Linked DNA regions of Mus musculus: all the other regions are linked to region 3. Evidence: chromatin loops called from intact Hi-C (ENCODE). Cell type or tissue: left cerebral cortex. All regions are shown on one strand. Region 1 holds the start of Gm31982 (a long non-coding RNA gene). Region 2 holds the start of Terf1 (telomeric repeat binding factor 1). Region 3 holds the start of Eloc (elongin C).

Evidence for each region. A loop is a pair of places that touch in the nucleus more often than their neighbours do. Peaks named below come from ENCODE experiments on the same cell type or tissue, not always from the same donor. Only the 100,000 strongest peaks of a DNase experiment are listed, where the experiment ranks them.
Region 1: it touches region 3 in a loop (2.5-fold over the local background); 6 of 42 quality-filtered maps call a loop at or near these places.
Region 2: it touches region 3 in a loop (3-fold over the local background); 4 of 42 quality-filtered maps call a loop at or near these places.

What each region holds. Positions count from the first base shown.
Region 1 is chr1:17,122,432-17,124,931 of GRCm38, forward strand. It overlaps Gm31982 (a long non-coding RNA gene), which reads right to left and starts at 2,137. Exons shown (of 4, transcript XR_865203.2): 1 at 2,082-2,137. Gm28783 (a long non-coding RNA gene) reads left to right here. Exons shown (of 2, transcript XR_373222.2): 1 at 1-848. In left cerebral cortex, a CTCF peak has its summit at 1,190 (motif pointing left); DNase peaks (open chromatin) are centred at 620 and 1,199.
Region 2 is chr1:15,804,523-15,807,022 of GRCm38, forward strand. It overlaps Terf1 (telomeric repeat binding factor 1), which reads left to right and starts at 1,124. Exons shown (of 10, transcript NM_009352.3): 1 at 1,124-1,435. The coding sequence starts at 1,156. In left cerebral cortex, no CTCF peak of the experiment used is centred here; DNase peaks (open chromatin) are centred at 1,044, 1,373 and 1,712; H3K4me3 peaks cover 1,879 bases; H3K27ac peaks cover 1,481 bases.
Region 3 is chr1:16,655,628-16,658,127 of GRCm38, forward strand. Eloc (elongin C) reads right to left here and starts at 1,238. Exons shown (of 4, transcript NM_026456.4): 1 at 1,195-1,238. It overlaps D030040B21Rik (RIKEN cDNA D030040B21 gene), which reads left to right and starts at 1,925. Exons shown (of 4, transcript NR_037998.1): 1 at 1,925-2,500. In left cerebral cortex, a CTCF peak has its summit at 1,240; a DNase peak (open chromatin) is centred at 1,470; H3K4me3 peaks cover 1,893 bases; H3K27ac peaks cover 1,568 bases.

The sequences.
Region 1 (2,500 bases), 470 kb after region 3:
TGATCTTACTAGTTTTATGACAATAGTAGAACACATTGGAAAGAGATTTTCTCCATGTTCCTGATGTCTCTTATCTTCATGTCATAAGTGACATTATAGAATATTAATACAACCACCATGGGTGTTTGTATAATAATCTACTAAACCAAGCACAAAATGAAGAAAGGAACTCACAAGGAGCTATAAGTAGCATCCTGGGATTTTTATTCTTTGTTGCCTTGTTATCTATTTTTGTTAGAAACTGTAATACTTTATAGTGATTCACATTATTTTAAGTGTGTTTTTGAAAAGTATAAATAGCTGAAATTTATTTAGAAATAACATCTGTTGTTTTGTTTTGTTTTTTTGAGATAGGGTCTTGTATTTGGCCTTGGAGTTGTAGTGATTCTCTTGCCTCTGCTTTATGAGTACTGGGGTTGCAAGTGTATGCCACCATGCCCAGTTTAGACTTTATAAATAAAAAGTTTCAAAGTCTAGCTGAAGTGCACGATAGAGTTGAGCCGACACCATGGTGTGAGCGTGAGTATGATCATGTAACCATGGAAACCAAGCCAAGAGTGTGTGAGTGAGTATGATAAGGTAGAAGCCCTGTGAAGTAATGTGTGAACGCCTTAGTTATGATTGGTTAAAATTAGCTTAAAAACCCTGGTCTGGCACTGTGACACACTCACTCAATCCTGGAGGCCAACAGAGATGCTGAGAATTGAGTCCACTGGAACGCTTGCCACCAAATGAGAACAAGCCCGCTCCATGCGGACCCAGCTCCAGCAAGATCCAAGAAGGAGAAGTCTCGGACCTTACCTGATGCTCCATCATTGGGCCAGGCTACAACATCAGCCAGACAGGAGGTTAGTGAAGCGTGTGTGTGTGTGTGTGTGTGTGTGTGTGTGTGTGTGTGTGTGTGTGTAGGAGTGTGATCCCATTTCATCACTTGATTATTGCTACTTATAAATAAATAAGCTGTTATAACCAAACCTCTGAGTCTGGGACTTCCTTTTTGCTTGTCATTAATCCCGATTCACGACAGTTTCACAACAGTTGGCATAAATCGGTAGCTGGGAAATAGCTGGGACCCTGCTTAGCAGCCTTCACTTAGCCGCTTAAGCAGTCGTTTAGGTCATGCTTTAATTTGCGGACATGCTAGAATTCGGACATGCTAACAGCCATTTAGCAGCTGCATACCACCACCTAGTGTCTCCGCTTTAAATTGCGGGCCATTTACCAGGCGGTAGAATTTAGTTATGCTCCTAGTCTGAAGCAGAGAACCTCTGGCCGTGAAGTCGAACGTCTATGATGTCTCCAAGGCAACTCTGATCCGAAAGGTGATGAGGAAGAGTGGGTAAATAGGCACAGACAAGTAGACCAAATAGCCAGTGGGGAGCCTAGTCTGTACTCAGCAGACACTGGCCCGTCTTATGACGCCTTGAAGCCAACTCTGATCCAAAAAGTGAGGAAGAGCAGGTAAATAGTGCAGACAAGTAGACCAAAGGAGCTAGGAGAGCCTGGGCCCATCACCTCAAAGCCAACTCTGATGCTCCCAAGGGATCCAGGTTGGAGGAAGAGCTGAGGGTGAGGGTAGAAGCCTCTAAGTCGAATGAGGGAGTGGCTGGCAAAAAGACTAGTGAGATGGGCAGATAAATTATTTAATGAATTATTGAATAATCCACTAAGAAGTAATATCACCTGGTATTTTAAAAAGAAAACAATAAAGGCACTGTACCACGTAGCTATAAACATCTCGAGCAGACTAAAAAGGCTCATCAAGGGTATGAAAAAGATAAAATTAGAGGACGTAGAAGCCTCTGACTCGGTGGAAAGAGCTTGGCAGGGTACTAACCACATAGTTAAGAATAAGACTAAGTGCAAGGAAGTTAAAACTGATGTCCCATCGACAGCAGTACAGCAGGTGGAACTTATCATAGAGCACCACAAAAAGGAGTACCTAGTATACTCATGAAGACTATAGTCGATTTGGATAAGTCGATTTGACTTATGGTCAAAAGGCTAACCATGAATATCACAAAACGACGGACTCCAACCCTTTCAAAAATGCCCTAGAGTCAGGACCAGTGTGTCACTACCTGTGGGAAGCCATTCCGAACTCCCTGGCCAGCCCAGGCCGCACCCTAAGATGGCACCTGACAGAAATCTGTGCCAGGCAGTAAACAAGCCCATATTTGGTGGATGACTCGCCCTTAATCCCTGATTGGCTGAGCAAGCCTGCCTGGTGAGGTGATGTGACCTGCAGTGATTGGTTGAGGCGTGGTTGTGGCTTGAGCGCATAAAAAACGCTTGTACCTGAGGCTGGAGGCTCCGGGGAGTTGAAGAGAGAAGCTGTCTGAATAAACTGCATTAAGAACTGGTGGTTGCGTTTTCCTTGCTGGTCGAGGCGGACGCAACAACTACCAGTGACAGCCTCCGGGCTTCTGATGCGGGTAAGAGTTCCAGACACGCTGGCCCCACAGAGATGATAATGGAAACCAGAGCGTATACCCCACAG
Region 2 (2,500 bases), 850 kb before region 3:
GGGTCTTGCTGCAAATTGCAAGAGGATTTTTTATTCAAGAGCGCTCTCGGGCCCATGGTCATACACCACGCAGGGGTAGAGGACCGTGGCGCCCCAGTAGCTGGGTAAGGGGGTATTTAAAGGAAGAAACCGAAACTCAAGGAAGTGGGGAGGGCGTTGTTGGAAGATACCAAAGATACCAGTTAAGAGTCACAAGGAAGTGTAAAGTTAATAGAGTCACAAGGAATACCTGGTAATTGTTAACTCTCAAGACAGCTTCTAAGAGCCCCTAACAATAGCACATTTGCATTGCAGGTTCTGGTAATGGCCAGGGTGACTTTCTTTGAATGAGCACTCTTTGAACCCAGGAAGCGGGTGGGTAGAGGAATGTCGCTATCTCTTTTATGATTAGCATACCTTTACAAAGGCCACATTCCCAAGCCTGGGCCTAAAGGCCTAGAATTCTGTTTTTACGTTGTTATACTTTCATTCAATGCAAACATTGTACAGTAATAGTGATCAAAATGTGGTCCTGGGACTAACAGTCTCAGCATTCATGGGGAACTGACTAGACTTGCGAATTCCAGGGTCAGCACCATCCTACCCGCTCACCCCAGGCAGAACTTTAGTGAAAAATCAGAGCCCAGCAATTTCAGCTTTAATAACCCCGGATTTCAATAAAATGAACACATAGGGTAGAAAGACAGTGTGATTACAGTGTAACAGGGTTAAATGCTCATGTTTATGGCGACAAGTTAAAATTTCTGGTGCTGCTGCTGCCATAACGCTCAAGTGCTCCAGGCTGGCCTAGACTTTGTAGTTGAAGATGGCCCTAATTCCTAATCTTCCTGTCTCCACCTCCTGAGTGCTGCTGGGATTATAGACGCGCAGTGCCATGCAGTCAAAATCTGCAGTCAAAAACCTCTCGGTTTTAACTACCCTGTTTCCAGCGCAGATTGCATTTTTTAAAATGTATCTTAGCCTATCATCCAGAAGCTACACTATCCAAAACGCCTGGGCTCGGATCGACAAGGAATTTAGCAGTTCTCAGCCAATCGGAAGCCAAGCTCCAGCCACTAGCCCACCCTAGCGATGCGATTGGCTGACTTCCACGCCCACCGCGAGCAAATCAGCGCACGGCGCCAGCTGAGGCACGGCGAGCGCTTTCGGTTTAACATGGCGGAGACGGTCTCCTCAGCGGCCCGGGACGCGCCGAGCCGTGAGGGCTGGACAGATTCGGATTCTCCAGAGCAGGAGGAGGTGGGAGACGACGCGGAGCTGCTCCAGTGCCAGCTTCAGCTGGGGACCCCGAGAGAGATGGAGAACGCGGAGCTTGTGGCTGAGGTGGAGGCCGTGGCTGCGGGCTGGATGCTCGACTTCCTCTGCCTGTCTCTGTGCCGAGCCTTCCGTGACGGCCGCTCCGAGGACTTTCGTCGTACTCGTGACAGCGCCGAGGGTGAGTGCGGGCTCCCGGGCCGGAGGCTGCGTCGCGGCCGAGACCTGCTTGCCCCGCACACACCGGGGCGGGATCCCAGGCGGGAGACGGCGCGAAACCGGCCGCTTCCTGTTTGCTGGAAGTCCTGGCTCCCGCCCCCACGCCTTCCGCGTCCCCTGGACAGAATGTTTGTTTGTTTGTTTTAAAGGGAGCCAGCCCAGTTGCTACCGCTGCTTCTGGAGCCAAACTCTAACAGATGAATATAGAAACATTTAAGAAGGGCCGGGATGCGGCTGCCAAGGGAGGTAGTACAGCTTGTCAATGCTTATCTTGCAAGCCAGGGAACCTGCGTTTGATCCCCAGAGCCTATGCCATACACATATACTTACAGCGCTGGGAAGACCGGTGACTAGGGCTCACTGACCCCTGGCCCAACCCAATTTGGCAAGCTTTAGGCCAGTGGAAGGCCAAAAACAAAGGCCTGGGGAGGAAGGATTTTTAAACTCCAGGGGATCAAATTTCCGTCTTTTGGCCTCAACGGGCACTGTATACACATGTTACACAGACAGACGTGCAGGTAAAATACCCATATTCATAAAATAAAAATAAATGAATCTTTTGTTTAAATGTTTAAAAAGTTTGACAGTGCCTGAAAACTCAGACCCAAGTTTGTCTTCTGGCCTGTGTGTTGGTGAGAGACATCCAGGAATATGGTTGGCTTACCAGTGTACATATTCACTGCCAAGTGTATCTTTGTGTTTGTTCAAACACGCCTTTAATCCCAGCACTTGGGAGGCAGAGGCAGGCGGATTTCTGAGTTCCAGGCCAGCCTGGTCTACAAAGTGAGTTCCAGGACAGCCAGGTCTATACAGAGAAACCCTGTCCCGAAAAGCCAACCAACCAAACAAAAAAGAAATAAATGTTATAAAGTTGATTATGAATTGAACAAGTTCAATGGAAACCTTTACATATGTATACTACTTCCTAAAATACAAAGAACTTCATGGTATAAATTGCAAAGTAGTGATTTGATACATTTTATAATTTAGATGTGAATCTTGGTAAAAACAATTTTGAGTATCTGTT
Region 3 (2,500 bases):
TCTGGACATTAGGCAAACATGCTACATCAAATTACCGACCCAGTCTGGTAATTAGAGAAATATCATATGAAGGATGAGAAGCCATTTATAAATTAAATAGGGGGATGAAGATATGGAGTAGTGGCACACAAGAGTGCGGACTCAGTGTAGTTGAGGTCCAAGGTTAATCCAAGCAAGTTGAAAAGATAAGAGCCAGCATGGCGGCTACACCTTTAAAACTAACAACTGGGAGATAGGCCTGGTGGGCCACACATTTAGACCAGACGAGTTACTGAGTACAACTTCCATGTCATCCAAGAGTACTCAAAAAATTGATAAATAGAAATATAGAAACCCCAAATTACTATAAATTAACAAACATCCATGATATAAAACCACAACAGTTTACTCATCACTGAAGATTAAATCCACTTGTGAACTTCGACGGCTTAATAACACATAATATAAACGAGATCAAGTATTTACCATCTTAGACCACTTAACAGAAAATAAAATTCAATTTGGGACTAAGAAGCAGATCTGGTAGTATGGACCAAGTTGTAAAACTATTTCAATTGCTTTCTACACTAGAAAGTGCAGAGTAGGCATGCTTGCACTAAATGACAAAACTTTCATGCTCACAAAACTGAAGAGTTCCTTAAGGGAAACTAAATAAATGGGCACTGTACCTGGCACTAGATAACTCCTTTCAGGCAAAAATGAGAGGTAGATAGATGCACAAATGAGCCAATGTACCCAGCCAGGCAGAAATTACCCAAGTTGTCCAGAAGGTAAACTTTCTTTCAGGGTCCTATAGCTTAAAGCGGCGAGGGCTCTCTCCTGGGTCTAGCGACTGATTTTAACAGTAAAACAAATACAAGCGCACATGAGGTAGGCAAAACGGAAAAGCGATCCGGCTGCCATGCTCTTAACTCCACCCTCCCCGCGCTCAGCCTGGAGGAGGCCCAGCCAGCCCGCACCTCCTGTCCTCTCCCCTTTCCAGACCCACCGAGCTGAGCTAGTTAAGGTCCCGCCAAACTCCTCTCCCCTCCCCCAAGCCAGGAGCTGGGGAGGCCGGAGAGACTCAGAGCTTCCGTTCCTTCCCCGCCCAGACGGGAAGGGGTGAGCAGAGGGATAACTAAAGCATCCAGTCCCAGCCGCACTAACTCTCCTAGCGAAATCAGATCCCGATTCCCACCATAGCCCGACACTCACTAGCCAGTCCCGCAGCTACCGCAGCCGTAACCCCACGTACCGCCACAGCCCCTATTCAGGGCCGCCCCCCTCCCACCCCCAGCGGCCTACCCCTGTGGGTTCCGGGGCACAGAAAGGAATTACTTCCGTCGCGTCACAGCCGCTTTCTGTAACGCGCGGGAGACTGGTACCTGGCAAGGCCGAGACGCGATCTGCCGGTAACTTGCGTCTGGAGGAAGTGCGTTGTGGGCAGTAAAACAGGCCCATTTAAGAGACATCGCTACCAAATCCCAACCAATGAGATGCTAGGACTTCTTGGTTCCCAGAATGCAGCGCCATCCGGATCCAATTTCTGCCGAGAAAAGCTGAGCCGGCGAGGCAGCAGTGCATTCTGGGATATGTAGTTTCTTACAAGGTTTCGGCTAGTGTTTGGTCCGAAGTGACACTGCATCTTGGGACTTGTGGTTTTCTGTGTAGCGCTGAAATTTTTGATGTCTTTAAAGCTTGTCTCAACCTCTTTGTTTAAAGTAATACACATCAACGGGCATCTTAACAAGCTCCCAATGTGTTTGCCTCATTTCCTCTCTTCCCGATATAGGTCAGTGTTTACTGAAATATGCCACGCCCACCCGTCCAGTTCTCGCTGCCTATCACCATTACTTAAATCAGGGCCCATTATTTCTGCTCCTCACCTCCCCAGTTCCACGCCCCCCTCAACCAAACCTTTTCATTGGCTTTTCCGTGGTTACCTAGGCACCTTTCCTAGAAAGCTGAAAAGCAGCTCAGTTAAGTTTCCTCTCTGCTGTTTTCATGGAGTGGGCTTGAAAACCTAGATTCAAGATACTCAGTTAATCAGTCGCAGCTGTGTAATAGTATCCCACAAAAGGAAGTATAGTATGTATGTGCTATTTGGAATTTCTGAAACTTCTCAAAGGGTTTTGTTTTTGAATTTTTGAGACAGGGTATTTCAGTGTTACCCTGGAACTACGAGTCCCAGACTAGCTATGTATTTGGGGACAATTCTATCTCCTTCCTTAGCCATCAGGCACAGTAATTTCCCTATGTAATCCTTGGCTGCCCTCCAACTCCAATTTATAATTCTGTTTCAGCCTCAAAGTGTTGAAACGACAGGTGTTGCCTACCATGGGTTGCTCTGAAAGTGTTTGTCTGTTTGTTTGTGTTTGTGTTTTTGCTTTATTTGATTTGGCAGCTATGTATGCTTTTATGGAATTGAAAGCAAAAATATAGCTGCGGCCTTGAATTAATTTTCAAAGGCTTTGGAGAAATAATGAAAGTGTTTTGGTTGTATCCATAATTCAAAGTAGTT